Linked DNA regions of Homo sapiens: region 2 is linked to region 1. A link is an interaction called in ENCODE POLR2A ChIA-PET data of the cell type or tissue named here. Cell type or tissue: Panc1. All regions are shown on one strand. Region 1 has its middle 95 kb from the start of GALNT7. Region 2 overlaps GALNTL6 (polypeptide N-acetylgalactosaminyltransferase like 6).

Region 1 (8,000 bases):
TTTTTCTCTGCAGCTTATCTGAATGTTCTCACTCCGTGTCATTCTTCTAACAATGGCAAACCTTTTGAAACAAATATACTCTTGATCACTTTCTTTGGTAAATATGATGATTGTTTCCTTTCACCCTATCACAACCTGAAGTCCATTAAAAGTCTGTCAATGTGGCCAGACTCAGTGGCTCACACCTGTAATCCTAGCACTTTGGGAGTGCTAGGATTTGGGAGGAGTCAAAAGTTATACATATACTTTTGACTGCGAGTAAGGTCAGTGCTCCTAACTCCTTCATTATTCAAGGGTCAACTGTAATCTACGTCTTTTCTGGAAACCCCTTCTTAGGGTCTATTTTCCTTTGTTTTTGGACCCTTTTTATTTTAATTCCCACCCTTGAAGGTAACATTGCTGTGACTAATTTCCTTCATCTCCCTTCCTCCTTACCTATTAAAAAAATAATTTTTTTAATAGAGACAGAGTCTTGCTATGTTGCCCAGGCTGGTCTCAAACTCCTGGGCTCAAGTGATCTTACCTTGGCCTCCCAAAGTGCTGGGATTACAGGCATGAGCCACTGCGACCAGCCCTCCTTGCTTTTTTAATGATAAATTCTTCAGCATTTTGCAAAGGGATTTCCTCTTTGTGATTAGCATTTCTCCTGAATGTTTTCTAGTATTGTCTTCCCCAGTTACCGTCATGAAAATTAATAGACAAAACCCATTAAAACCACGTCTTTTGGGAGCCATATCACAGTTGTCTCAGTTTTTCACTTTTCATTGACTACTACTGGTTTCATGCCAACACAGATGGTCAAGAAAGTCATGATGATGAGCCATAAATGCTACATAGTAAAAACAAAACTCTTCAGTGTGATGTAATAACATTTAAAAATAATTACAAAGATCATCACCTCACTTAATATTTACCTGATGAGAAGCTTACAGTGGCCTTTTTTGTTAGTTTTTTCCTATCCTGAAGAATGTTGAAATCATAGTAGGAAAAATAGCTTTAAAAACTGTTATACTTTGAGCCTATATTTTACTTAAATGCTGTTAAACTTTTATGAAAGCATTACAGGCATTACAGTAAAAACCAAAAGCCTTGGGAGGCTATTAATAATTTAGTGTCTTGAGTTCATGTGGGAATGTTAATCCCACTTACTAAAGAAGAGTTCAGTATGAGTCACTATGATTAAGACCTTGTAACTGTGGAGATGCAGAAGTGTGAAAGTATGCTATTATAGATATATTGAGTATAAAATCCAAATATACCAACTGAATAGATTGTGAATGTGCATCCCTGATTAATATTCCTTGAAGGTCTTACTTTAAAAGTTAAACTCCGCCTGTAATCCCAGCACTTTGGGAGGCCGAGGTGGGCAGATGACCTGAGGTCAGGAGTTTGAGACCAGTCTGGCTAACATGGTGAAACCCTGTTTCCACTAAAAATACAAAAAATTAGCCAGGTGTGGTGGTGCGTGCCTGTAATACCAGCTACTTGGGAGGCTGAAACAGGAGAATCGCTTGAACCTGGGAGGCAGAGGTTGCAGTGAGCCGAGATCATGCCATTGCACTCCAGCATGGGCAACAAGAGTGAAACTCCATCTCAAAAAAAAAAAAAAGTGGAATGTTATCCAAACATTCCACTTTTTTGGTGCTTCTGAGACTATCTGATAGGCCTATAATAGCAGCTTTAACTATCTTAGGGTTGAGCTAGCTAAACCAAAAATGTGATCTTTCAAATACCCAATAGTGTTTATAATTTAAAAGAAATGATGGTATCATTCCATAAACTTTTCACAGAGTAAAAAGGATAGACTTGGAAGAGCAAGGGCAGATGGTCTGGAGAAATGGAAGCATAGATTTTGAGGTTGCCTTGGGGATAGTTGTGCATTTTTGCATACCACATATGCCTCTGAGAATAGAGAGAGGGTTGGGGTTCTCCTTGCTCTTCAATGCTGTTTTTGGGTAGCTTCCACAGTCTTGTTGAAAATTGTGCTTCATTGAGGCATGTGCCTTTTGGCCTTTCTTCCTTCCAGTTTTTATGACTGTCCTTTTACTCCTCACTTATTTATTAATGAACTTTATGCTGGTCTAATAGTGATTCTCTCACCCAATTCCTGATATCATATATAAATACATAACCTGGCCGGATGCAATAGCTCATGCCTGTAATCCCAGCACTTTGGGAGGCTGAGGCGGGCAGTTCACCTGAGGTCAGGAGTTTGAGACCAACCTAGCCAACATGGCAAAACCCCGTCTCTACTAAAAGTACGAAAATTAGTCGGGTGTGGTGGCGGGTGCCTGTAGTCCTAGCTACTCGGGAGGCTGAGGTGGGAGAATCGCTTAAACCTGAGAGGGGGAGGTTGCAGTGAGCCGAGATGGCACCACTGCACTGCAGCCTGAGTGACAGAACACCTTTAAGATGCTGGATGTCACTGCAAATGCCTGCACTTTTGGCTGGTCTCTTTCTTGGTGCCTTGATACTTTAATCACATTATATATTTAAAAAGCAAAAGGAAACAAAACAAAACAAGGCCTAAGAGAGGGGATCATGCCTAAATTGGCAGGTCCTAAAACACTTCTCCTCATCCTTTGGAGCTCAGGTTAAATGTCATTTCCTCAAGAAAACTTTTCTTGTATCTGTGGGACTATGCCAAGTCCTCCACTCTATGCTTCCAAATTCATGAGACTGTTTAATTAATATCTGACTTTTCTACCAGAATGTCAACTCCGATAAGGCAGAAACTGTACCTGTAAGGCTCACCATTGTGACTCCAGAGGTCTGTACAGTGTTGTCTTAGGCTGGGTGCTTGATAAATAATGGTTGAGTGAACAAATAAATGAGTGAATTAATGAAAGAGTTTATTATCTACCTGTCTAACTAGTAGTCTTAGAAATCTGGAATGGAAGCCAGGCATGGTGGCACATGCCTGTAATCCCAGCTACTTGGGAGACTGAGGTGGGAGGATCACTTGAGCCCAAAAGTTGGAGACCAACCTGGACAACATAGCAAGATTACAATACCCTGTCTCCAAGATTACAATACCCTGTCTCAAAAAAAAAAAAAAAAAAAAAGAAAGGAAGGAAAAAAGAAAGAATCGTCATCTGAAAATCATTCTAATTTCCTGATAATAGCTGATTTATACTTAAAAATATTTTTTTCAGCTTTTGGAGAAATCCAGAACACCCAAAGAGAGAAAATAGCATTAAAGTAGAGATAATTTCTTTGACAATATGACTATTAAACATAATTATTAAAAAGTGTTTTTTCTCTTTCATTCCTTTTCTGTTAGTGATATATGTTAGAGGTGCTTACAGCAAGAGCGTTAAACCCCGTGTGTGTGTGTGTGCACGCTGCATGTGTGTGCTGTGTGTGTGTGTGTGTGTGTGTGTGTGTTTGATGCAGTCCTTTTCAGAGTCCATTTGTAACATAGTCTGGGCTTGGTGGTTGTGGTCACTGTTTGCAAAATCTGCTGCTCTGTGTCTTTTCTCCCTGCATTCACAATGACTCACTTTCTCCCAGGTGCTGAGATTGCTTCACAGCAGGGCATGCTTATTGCCACATGGCCTGATTTTGTGCTTAATGTTCCCTCCATGCATCTTGTTCTGTTTCTGCTCTCTGCTTGACAAATGCCTACTCAGCTGGCCACCCCTTAAAAAATGGGCTGCCTTAAGCATGACAGCAGGGCTTCTGAATAAGCTGCATTCCAGACTGGTGCTGAAGACCTTGCCCATCCATCTGCTTTAGGGAAGAAAAGTGCAAATTTAAACCTGACCTTGAATTCCTAAGTGGCATTTTGAGAGTAAACAAAATGACTAGGTATTTTTGCAGCATATAAACTCTCTCACAAATACCAGTCAGACAATTTATTTAATGAGTTTTTACATCACCCAGTCCAGCCTTGTATCTTTACCCTGTATACAGCACTCAGCACCACACCTATGTTGTGAAAATTCACCTTGGCTAGTTTTAAATTGTGCTTTACCACCTGCTTCTGCTCATAATTCCTGGTTCATTTCCCTTTTAAGAAATCTCCCTTTCGGCCCTTGCATTTGACATACCTGCTTTGGTTATTCTTTTGCTAACAACTTGGATTCCTTATTTAAGAGAGTCTCTCTCTCTTTTGTTTATGCTGCTTTCATCTGTGCTGGGTAATTAATTGCCTCACTGGCTGGAACTACTTTTTGTATAGATGCTACTGACTGCTGCCTCAACTGGGTTCCACCCAGTCCCCTAAACCTAGAGGACTCAGAGAAATGCCAGGCCAGATTAGTTTTATTTATCTTTCAAGAAAATTTTTAAACAAAACACAATTTTCTTGGTGGTTGACAATTTAGGACGAATGAGTTTTGAGTGTGAGTAAATCTAGGATGTTCACTGTACAATGAAAGACTGTGAGCTGTCATGATTTTATTTTTAGAGCTGGTGAGTCCTATATTGCAAATAAGAACGTGCATATTCAAACGTTTGTATGAAAATGTTAATTTTTAGGAAGGTTTGTTGTTGTTGTTGTTATTTAAGTAGATGGGTGATGTGCTTAAATTTTAATGAGTTGAAAAATTGTCTGACCACTTCGATGTTGAAGGTCCATCGAGGTGACCTCACCTATGACCCATTTTTTAGTGCTCCTTGCCCTGGTTATAATCTGTGACTCTCTTTAACCACTCCTGTTTTGATTAAGGAAATAAAGACTGTTTCCCATATTTTGCTACTGAGTATATTCTTATGTCGACTTTGCCACTCACATTGTCATTTCCATTGCCATAAGGGTATCTGTCAAAGCAGAGGTTGTTTTGTAACTTCTCGTAATAAGGAGAACCTTATACCCGATTGGTGGCTTTTTTGATACACGAATTGTTCTCAAGATTGTCCTGAAATGCCTTGTTTGTTGTCATTCTAGTTAGACAAGTAATCAGCCTTGAGCTGCACAGTATTTTAACTAAGACATTTGGTTTTTTTCCCTTTTCTTTCTTTCTTTTTTTCCCCTCTCGGGTGTTTAGAACTACAAGAGATTTGTTTTTCTAATTGCTTAGTTGCAGTTAGGTGGAACCTACATATTATTTTTTTTTCTGCTGCAGAATTTTTATCATGTGGAATTAAGCAAGTACCTTGCCTTAGTCCATTTTTTCTTGCTTATAACAGAATACCTGAAACTGGGTAATTTATTTTAAAAAATGCTTTTATTTCTTACAGTTCTGGAGGCTGAGGAGCCCCAGGTTGAGGGGCTTCATCTGGTGAGAGCCTTCTTGCTGGTGGAGACTCTGAAGAGTCCCGAAGTGGTGTGGGGAAACATATGGTAAGGACTGAACATGTTTGTTCAGGTCTCTCTTTCTCTTTCTATAAAACCACTGGTCCCCACCCACAATAGCTTATTAATTCATTAACATATTAATCCATAATGTGACATTATGGTGGCTTTATAATTAGGGGGATTATAAACTTATTCCCCAATGTGACATTATAGAGAGGTGGGGCCTTTAAAAGGTGGTTGAATCACAAGGACAGACCAATAGAGCATGGGTTAATGGGTCTGTCCTCATGATTCAACCACCTTTTAAAGGCCCCACCTCTCAATAATGTCACATTGGGGATTAAGTTTCAACATGACTTTTGAAGGGACATTCAAACCACAGCATAACCATTAAATATACCCACGAAATAGCTTTTAAAAATTTGACTGTGACCTAGCATTTACAAATGCTTAATTAAATATTTTTATAAAATTACACATTATGAATAGTTCCCTCTCCTTTAACTTCAGGTACAGCTTAATTGTGAAAACAGGGTGGGTGCTATTAGAAGCCCATGGTCCTATAGATGTTCTTAATATTCAGCTCTAACATTCGAATATCCTTTAGATTGATAGCATTTAGGGGCATTTAGTTTGAGTTCAATGAGGTTAGAATTACAGAAAAAACATAAAATTTTTACTCACTAATCAATTCAGAAACTGCATATTTTAGATCCCTCTGGAGAATTAATTAAATATTCAGTTATTTTGAAACTGAATTGGTGAAGGGGTAATTTGATTAAATAACACTTTTGCTGTAAGAGACACTCTAAAACTTCAGTCTAGAATACATCATGTAGGAGGAGGTGTAACAAGCAGTCTCTCACCTTCAGGTTTCTGAGTTTCTCCAGATGTCTCCTGTGCTCATTTCTTCCTCTGGTAATTATATTAGTGTTTGGGAAAAGATCTGGTGGAGAGGATATAGAGCTGTACACAGCATGATGACATTGTCAGGGTGGAAATTTCACAGACAAGACTTTAGTTGGACTCTAAGATTTTGCTCTGTGACCTCTTTACAGATTCCTTTCTCAATGTCATAGCTTGGATCTGCTAAATGGATACAGTTGAATAAAGGGTATCAATTTATGAGCCAAAAAAACCTCCTGGTAACCTACTAGACTAGACAGATGATTTTTTTCTATGCAGAAAGTATTCTATGCAGAAAGGATTGTATACAGAAATATTTAGATCCATTCTCCATCTGGATGTGAACAAGGTGACAGAATATGACTTTCTAACACTTGTGCCCTCACAGAAACATCAATTTAAACAACTATCTATGCATAACACTATTTTCACAAGAGCTAAGGAAACCAGGTGAGAGATTACAGCACCTGGGAATAGCACAGAAATAAGAAAAGATGCATCCAAGAAGGTAGGAAAGATAGTTTTATATCACCTGCATCACTCCTCCCCCAACCCCAGGCATCACAGCTTGGAGAGAGGTACCCTCTGTGTGGGGAAAGGAGAGGAATGTGAGCATCAGCCTTTGCCTTGGGCCCCAACCCTGGGACAGATCCAGTAAAACCCAATGTTGGGCGAGTCCCCATGACTTTAGACTCTAGGCTAGTATCCATGAGCTGAGCCTCCAGACCTGCCCAGCACCAGGGTAGATCCTCTAGCCCCAGGCTCCAGGCTTGCCTGGCAGACTCAGTTTCTAGGCACACACGAACAAGAGGCTAACCCTGGTGGCCCCTGGTTCCCAATAGCCTCCAGCAGTGAACTGGCCCTCGCATCCCTAAACTTCATCTTCCCCACTGCCAGTTTAGCACCCCTGGCCTCAAGATCCAGGTCTGCCTAGTGTCAGATTGTTCCCTGTAGCCCTACTCTCTAGGCTAGCACCTGTGCCCCCACACTCCAACAGACCTGGGGTCCAGCAGACCCATCCCAGTAGACCACAGTGCTGAGCCAGTGCCCATGGATCAAGGCTCCAGGACCACCCCTCTGAACTCAGGTTTCATGTAAGCCCCCATGGTCCCAGGACTCAGGCCAGTCTTGAAGAACTAGCTTTAGGCCAGAACCTGCATTCCCATCCTCCAAGCTGGCCCCCTCAAGCCCATGCTCCAGACCAGCACCTGGGATCCTAGGTTCAAGATGGCCCTGTTGGACCCAGGCTCCATGTCTGACCTAGCACTACACCACTTTCAGTCTCCAGGCTGGTCCTTGTCGATCAAGGCTCCAGAAGGCACAAGATACGGACCCACTCCAATAGATTCCAGTGCCAGACTGGCCCCTATGGACTGTGGCTCCAGGAACACCCTTGCAGATATAGACTCCATGGCAGACCCACCTCCATGAACTCAGGCTCCAGGACCACCCCTGCAGACACAGACTCCAGGGCAGCCCCTGTGGACCCACACCCACCCCTATGAACTCAGGCTCTAGGCCTACCCCAGTACAGGGGCATATATCACAGGCCAACCCCATGGACACAGGCTGCAGGCTCAATCTTGTGGATCTGAGAGATAGGTCTGTGCACCTGCTGACCCAGACACTAAGCAAGCCTGCCCAGAGACCATGCCAGGTGGCCTACCCAGAATCTCTAGATGGGCTAACTACTGAAGGTCTTTCCCAGAAAAATCCAGTTTGCAAAAACTGGAATAAGCCACCACTCTTCAAATGCACAGACACCAACATACAGCCACAGGGTTCAAGAATAATCAGGGAAATATGATACCACCAAAGGAACAAAATAAAACTCCAGTAACTGACCCTTAAG
Region 2 (8,000 bases), 120 kb after region 1:
ATCTCCATGTCTCTACACCTTCTCTGCTTTTCTGGGAGGCAAGAACCCCCCGACCCCTTCTCTCTCTCTACCCCTTCTCCACTTTCCTGGGGGGGCAAGCACCCCCCACCCCTTCTCTCTGTGTCTCTACCCCTTCTCCGCTTTTCTGGTGGGCAAGAACCCCCCAACCCCTTCTCCCCGTGTCTCTACCCCTTCTCCACTTTCCTGGAGGGCAAGCACCCCCCACCCCTTCTCTCTGTGTCTCTACCCCTTCTCCGCTTTTCTGGTGGGCAAGAACCCCCCAACCCCTTCTCCCCATGTCTCTACCCCTTCTCCACTTTCCTGGAGGGCAAGCACCCCACACCCCTTCTCTCTGTGTCTCTACCCCTTCTCCGCTTTTCTGGTGGGCAAGAACCCCCCAACCCCTTCTCCCCGTGTCTCTACCCCTTCTCCACTTTCCTGGAGGGCAAGCACCCCCACCCTTTCTCTCCAAGTCTCTACTCTCTCTTTTCTCTGGGCTTGCCTCCTTCACTATGGGCAGCCTTCCACCCTCCATTCCTCCTTCTTCCTTAGCCTGTGTTCTCAAGAACGTAAAACCTCTTCAACTCATACCTGACCTAAAACCTAAATGCCTTATTTTCTTCTACAATGCCACTTGACCCCAATACAAACTCGACAGTCATTCCAAATAGCCAGAAAATGGCACTTTTGATTTTTCCATCCTACAAGATCTAGATAATTCTTGTCGTAAAATGGGCAAATGGTCTGAGGTGCCTGGTGTCCAGGCATTCTTTTACACATTGTTCCCTCCCTAGTCTCTGTTCCCAATGCGACTTATCCCAAATCTTCCTTCTTTCCCTCCTGCCTGTCCCCTCAATCCCAACCCCAAGCGTCGCTGAGTCTTTCTAATCTTCCTTTTCTACAGACCCATCTGACCTCTCCCCTCCTCCCCAGGCTGCTCCTCGCCAGGCTGAGCCAGGTCCCAATTCTTCCTTAGCCTCTGCTCCCCAACCCTATAATCCTTTTATCACCTCCCCTCCTCACACCCGGTCTGGCTTACAGTTTCGTTCCGTGACTAGCCCTCCCCAACCTGCCCAGCAATTTCCTCTTAAACAGGTGGCTGGAGCTAAAGGCATAGTCAAGGTTAATGCTCCTTTTTCTTTATCTGACCCCTCCCAAAATCAGTTAGCGTTTAGGCTCTTTTTCGTCGAATATAAAAACCCAGCCCAGTTTTTGGCTTGTTTGGCAGCAACCCTGAGACGCTTTACAGCCCTAGACCCTGAAAGGTCAGAAGGCCGTCTTATTCTTAATATGCATTTTATTTTATTACCTAATCTGCTCCTGACATTAAATAAAACTCCAAAAATTAAATTCTGGCCCTCAAACCCCACAACAGGACTTAATTAACCTCACCTTTAAGGTGTACAATAATAGAGTAGAGGCAGCCAAGTAGCAATGTATTTCTGAGTTGCAATTCCTTCCCTCCACTGTGAGACAAACCCCAGCCACATCTCCAGCACACAAGAACTTCCAAACGCCTAAACCGCAGCAGGCAGGCATTCCTCCAGGCCCACCTCCTCCAGGAGCTTGCTACAAGTGCTGGATATCTGGCCACTGGGCCAAGGAATGCCCGCAGCCCAGGATTCCTCCTAAGCCATGTCCCATCTGTGCAGGACCCCACTGAAAATCGGACTGTTCAACTCACCTGGCAGCCACTCCCAGAGCCCCTGGAACTCTGGCCCAAGGCTCTCTGACTGACTCCTTCCCAGATCTTCTCAGCTTAGCGGCTGAAGACTGACGCTGCCTGATTGCCTCAGAAGCCCCCTAGACCATCAAGGATGCCGATCTTCAGGTAACTCTCACAGTGGAGGGTAAGTCTATCCCCTTCTTAATCAACATGGAGTCTACTCACTCCACATTAGCTTCTTTTCAAGGGCCTGTTTCCCTTGCCTCCATAACTGTTGTAGGTATTGACGGCCAGGCTTCTAAACCTCTTAAAACTCCCCAACTCTGGTGCCAACTTAGACAATGCTCTTTTAAGCACTCATTTTAGTTATCCCCACCTGCCCAGCTCCCTTATTAGGTCCAGACATTTTAATTAAGTTATCTGCTTCCCTGACTATTCCTGGGCTATAGCCACACCTCATTGCCACCTTTTCCCCCAGTTCAAAGCCTCCTTCACATCCTCTCCTTGTATCTCCCCACCTTAAACCACAAGTATAGGACACCTCTACTCCCTCCTCAGTGACCGATCATGCACCCCTTACCATCTCATTAAAACCTAATCACCCTTACCCCACTCAATGCCAATATCCCATCCCGCAGCGCACTTTAAAAGGATTAAAGCCTGTTATCACTCGCCTGCTACAGCATGGCCTTTTAAAGCCTATAAACTCTCCATACAATTCCCCGATTTTACCTGTCCAAAAACCAGACAAGCCTTACAGGTTAGTTCAGGATCTGTGCCTTATCAACCAAATTGTTTTGCCTATCCACCCCATGGTGCCAACCCCATATGCTCTCCTATCCTAAATACCTCCCTCCACAAACCCATTATTCTATTCTGGATCTCAAACATGCTTTCTTTACTATTGCTTTGTACCCTTCACCCCAGCCTCTCTTCGCTTTCACTTAGACTGACCCTGACATCCATCAGGCTCAGCAAATTACCTGGGCTGTACTGCCTCAAGGCTTCACAGACAGCCCCCATTACTTCAGTCAAGCCCAAATTTCTTCCTCATCTGTTACCTATCTCGACATAATTCTCATAAAAACACACGTGCGCTCCCTGCCGATCATGTCTGACTGATCTCTCAAACCCCAACACCTTCTACAAAACAACAACTCCTTTCCTTCTTAGGCATGGTTGGATACTTTCGACTTTAGATACCTGGTTTTGCCATCCTAACAAAACCATTATATAAACTCACAAAAGGAAACCTAGCTGACCCCACAGATCCTAAATCCTTTCCCCACTCCTCTTTCTGTTCCTTGAAGACAGCTTTAGAGACTACCCCCACCCTAGCTCTCCCTGACTCATCCCAACCCTTTCCATTACCCACAGCCAAAGTGCAGGGCTGTGCAGTCGGAATTCTTACACAAGGACCAGGACCGCACCCTGTAGGCTTTTTATCCAAACAACTTGACCTTACTGTTTTGCCTAGCCCTCAAGTCTGCGTGCAGCGGCTGATGCTGCCCTAATACTTTTAGAGGCCCTTAGAATCACAAACTATGCTCAACTCATTCTCTACAGTTCTCATAACTTCCAAAATCTATTTTCTTCCTCACACCTGACACATACACTTTCTGCTCCCTGGCTCCTTCAGCTGTACTCACTCTTTGTTGAGTCTCCCACAGTTACCATTGTTTCTGGCCCGGACTTCAATCCGGCCTCCTACATTATTCCTGATACCACACCTGACCCCCATGACTGTATCTCTCTAATCCACCTGACATTCACTCCATTTCCCCATATTCTTTCATGTTCCTCACCCTGAACAGACTTGGTTTATTGATGGCAGTTCCACCAGGCCTAATCACCACTCACCAGCAAAGGCAGGCTATGCTATATTATCTTCCACATCTATCATTGAGGCTACTGCTCTGCCCCCCTCCACTACCTCTCAGCAAGCCGAACTCATTGCCTTAAATCAAGCCCTCACTCTTGCAAAAGGACTACACGTCAATATTTATACTGACTCTAAATATGCCTTCCATATCCTGCACCACCATGCAAGAGGTTTTCTCACTACACAAGTGTCCTCTATCATTAATGCCTCTTTAATAAAAACGCTTCTCAAAGCCGCTTTACTTCCAAAGGAAGCTAGAGTCATTCACTGCAAAGGCCATCAGAAGGCATCAGATCCTATCGCTCAGGACAATGCTTATGCTGATAAGATAGCTAAAAAAGCAGCTAGCGTTGCAACTTCTATTCCTCACTTTCAGTTTTTCTCCTTCTCATCTGACCACTCCCACCTACTGCCCCGCTGCCCTGCTGAAACTTCCACCTATCAGTCTCTTCCCACACAAGACAAATGGTTCTTAGACCGAGGAAAATATCTCCTTCCAGCCACACAGGCCCATTCTATTCTGTCATCATTTCATAACCTCTTCCATGTAGGTTACAAGCCACTAGCCCATTTCTTAGAACCTCTTATTTCCTTTTCATCATGGAAATCTATCCTCAAGGAAATCACTTCTCAGTGTTCCATCCGCTATTCTACTACTCCTCAGGGATTATTCAGGCCCCCTCCCTTCCCTACACATCAAGCTCGGGGATTTGCTCCCGCCCAGGACTGGCAAATTGGCTTTACTCAACATGCCCTGAGTCAGGAAACTATAAAATACCTCTTGGTCTAGGTAGACACTTTCACTGGATAGGTAGAGGCCTTTCCCACAGGGTCTAAGAAGGCCACCACGGTCATCTCTTCTCTTCTGTCAGACGTAATTCCTCGGTTTGGCCTTCCCACCTCTATACAGTCCTATAACAGATCGGCCTTTACTAGTCAAATCACCCAAGCAGTTTCTCAGGCTCTTGGTATTCAGTGGAAACTTCATATCCCTTACTGTCCTCAATCTTCAGGAAAGGTAGAATGGACAAATGGTCTTTTAAAGACACACCTCACCAAGCTCAGCCTCCAACTTAAAAAGGACTGGACAATACTTTTACCTCTTTCCCTTCTCATAATTCAGGCCTGTCCTCAGAATGCTACAAGGTACAGCCCATTTGAGCTCCTGTATAGACGCTTCTTTTTATTAGGCCCCAGCCTCATTCCAGACACCAGACCAACTTGGACTGTGCCCCAAAAAACTTGTCATCCCTACTGTCTTCTGTCTAGTCATACTCCTATTCACTGTTCTCAGAAAAACTGCCGGTTTTCACTGCTTCTCCAAGCCATCACAGCTGATATCTCCTGGTGCTATCCCCAAACCGCCACTCTTGACTCCCTCTTAAAGTAAATAAATAATCTTTGCTGGCAGGGCTATGCTGAATCTCCTTAGGCACTCTCTAATTAGATGTCCTAGGTCTTCCCAATTCTTAGTCCTTTAATACCTGTTTTTCTCCTTGTCTTATTCCATTTAGTTTTTCAGTTCATACAAAACCATATCCAGGCCATCACCAATAATTCTATATGACAAATGTTTCTTCTAACAACCCCACAATATCACCCCTTACCACAAAATCTTCCTTCAGCTTAATCTCTCACCCTCTAGGTTCCCACGCCACTCCTAATCCTGCTCGAAGCAGCCCTGAGAAACATCGCGCATTATCTCTCCATACCACCCCCCAAAAATTTTGCCGCCCCACCACTTCAACACTATTTTGTTTTATTTTTCTTATTAATATAAGAAGATGGGAATGTCAGGCCTCTGAGCCAAAGCTAAGCCATCATATTCCCTGTGACCTGCACGTACACATCCAGATGGCTGGTTCCTGCCTTAACTTGATGACATTCCACCACAAAAGAAGTGAAAATGGCCTGTTCCTGCCTTAACTGATGACATTACCTTGTGAAATTCATTTTCCTGGCTCATCCTGGCTCAGAAGATCCCCCACTGAGCACCTTGTGACCCCCACCCGTGCCAGCCAGAGAACAACCCCCCCTTTGACTGTAATTTTCCTTTACCTACCCAAATCCTATAAAACGGCCCCACCCCTATCTCCCTTCTTTTCGGACTCAGCCCACTTGCACTCAGGTGAAAGAAACAGCCTTGTTGCTCACACAAAGCCTGTTTGGTGGTGTCTTCACAGGGACGCGAGTGAAAGTAAATATAAAATGTTAACATTAGAAGAATGTAAATTTAAAATTATTCCAAAATAAAAAGCTTATTTTAAGAAATCCTCTGAAAGGCAAAAGAAATCGCATGTGTCAACATTTTGAAAGTCTTTTTTTTTGTCAGAGATTAAGTTGCTCAACACATATATTCTGCACTTTTAATAATTTTTTATCCTTTTTTTTTTCTTTTTATTTTGAGACAGTCTCACTCTGTCACCCAGGCTGGAGTGCAGTGGCACCTCCCGGGTTCAAGCGATTCTCCTACCTCAGCCTCCCGAGTAGCTGGGATTACAGGCACATGCCACCATGCCCAGCTAATTTTTGTATTTTTAGTAGAGATAGGGTTTCACCATGTTGGCTAGGCTGGTCTCGAACTCCTGACCTCAGGTGATCCACCCACCTCTGCCTCCCAAAGTGCTGGGATTACAGGCGTGAACCACCGTGCCCAGCCTAGCCACTCTTAAAAATATTATTACCCACCTAGAGTTAGAAAATAATCTTTTTTCATTATTTCATTTTGATTAAGCTGCATTTCAAATCCTTCACTTGCCTCCTGCATTAAATGTACATGTTTCACTTATACTCTCAGAGATCTATTCTCCCTGAGAATTAGATACTTTTAAAAACTAGTATTTAACAGTGCAAACCCTTGTCTTTTATTGATTTCCTTTCTTCTTGCCTTCCTCCCATCCTCTATGTCTTCATTCTTGCTATGCATCACATCTTCACCGAACAAATTCAACTGAATGCAACTGGCCCATAAACTATGTCCCCATTTTCTTCTTTCCTAAACCTAAATATGACCTTTATTTGTTTACTGTTCTGAGGCTTTGGGGAAAGAAATTTGCCATTTGTGTTAAAAAAGAAAAAAAAATCTGTTGCCGGGTGTGGTGGCTCATGCTTGCGATTCCAGCACTTGGGGAGGCTGAGGTGAGATGAATAATTGAGGCCAGGAGTTCAAGATCAGCATGGGCAACATATTGAGACCTAGTCTCTACAAAAAATTTAAAAAATTAGCTGGGACTGGTGGTGTGAATGTGTAGTCTGGGCTACTCAGAAGGCTGAGGTGGGAGGATCACTTGAGTCCAAGAGTTTGAGGCTGCAGTGAGCCATGATCATGCCACTGCACTCCAGCCTGTGTGACAGAGCAAATCCTTGTCTCGGGAAAAATAAAAAATCTGATCTTCTCAACGTCTCATTGTTTAAGCCGGAAATAATGAATGCAAATGTCTCCAGGGATAAGGCAAGTGTTGTAAAAGTATGAGGCAATCTAGGGTAATAGATATAAACACACTGGCATCGCCTACTTGGGCTTAAGATGGTTCTGATTTTGATTATTCCTGGAAGGTTGTACCTTTCCTAGAAACTGAGTGGAAGATTTGAGTCTATTTAGAAAAGGTGCTTATAAATTCAGGTTATGGTTTAATCAGGTACTGTGGGAAAAATGTGACCAGTTGCAGTTTGCAGAACATAGTAACTGGTAGGAAGAAAAATTCACATATCCACATAAGGCAGATAAAAGATTGATGAGATTTTAGCCCTGTAGTGAATCACACAATGATACTGTGGGCTCTTCAAGTGTATTTCTTAGTCACTAGGCAGGACAGCATTTGAATCATCATAGAAAGATGACAAACAGAACCTTATACATAAAAAACAAACAAACAAAAAAAACTGTAGAAGGAACTCACTTCCCATGCCTTCCAACACGTTAGGATTAAGAAAATTCTTTTCAAATTTCCACTGCTGTGAATTGAGTCTGTGGTAGACAGTTAAATTAATACAAGCAGGCTAATATTACTAATATTCTAGGGATGTTTTAATAAAATGTTTAAGATGCAAAGGATGAGACCAAATTAATAACTTGAATTAAGCAGACAATGTCAGGATGACATACACATGCAAAAACCATGAGGAGATGGAGGGTGTAGTGGCAGGATTGACTCTTTCCTTCATCCTGGGTGTCCCAGGTATGAAGAGTGACCCTCTGAACACAACAAGCAGTGCACCTGTGACTTGCTGAACACGTCTTCTACAGGGATCTGGAACAGCTCACCCAGGAACACTGCCTGAGTCCTCTGGCCTCTCCTACCATGCCCTGGGGTAGCCTTTTCTCAGAGCTCTGCAGCCACAGACACTATCTAGGCAATGGCATCTTCTTTCAGAGACTAGAAAACCAAGGACACTGATGATACTCTTCCACAATGCGAGACAATCAACTCTTGATTTCTGAAAGGCTGGAGA

What was found. Peaks named below come from ENCODE experiments on the same cell type or tissue, not always from the same donor. Only the 100,000 strongest peaks of a DNase experiment are listed, where the experiment ranks them.
Region 2: POLR2A ChIA-PET joins it to region 1 with 6 read pairs; 2 of 35 experiments call an interaction of 5 or more read pairs at or near these places.

The regions. Positions count from the first base shown.
Region 1 is chr4:173,070,235-173,078,234 of GRCh38, reverse strand. No RefSeq gene overlaps it. Among named protein-coding and RNA genes, the nearest start is that of GALNT7, 95 kb to the left of the region's middle. RefSeq lists enhancers at 2,863-3,661, 3,662-4,460, 7,102-7,751. In Panc1, no CTCF peak of the experiment used is centred here; a DNase peak (open chromatin) is centred at 3,624.
Region 2 is chr4:172,953,403-172,961,402 of GRCh38, reverse strand. All of the region lies in intron 10 of GALNTL6 (polypeptide N-acetylgalactosaminyltransferase like 6), which reads right to left. Among named protein-coding and RNA genes, the nearest start is that of GALNT7, 210 kb to the left of the region's middle. In Panc1, no CTCF peak of the experiment used is centred here; a DNase peak (open chromatin) is centred at 7,352.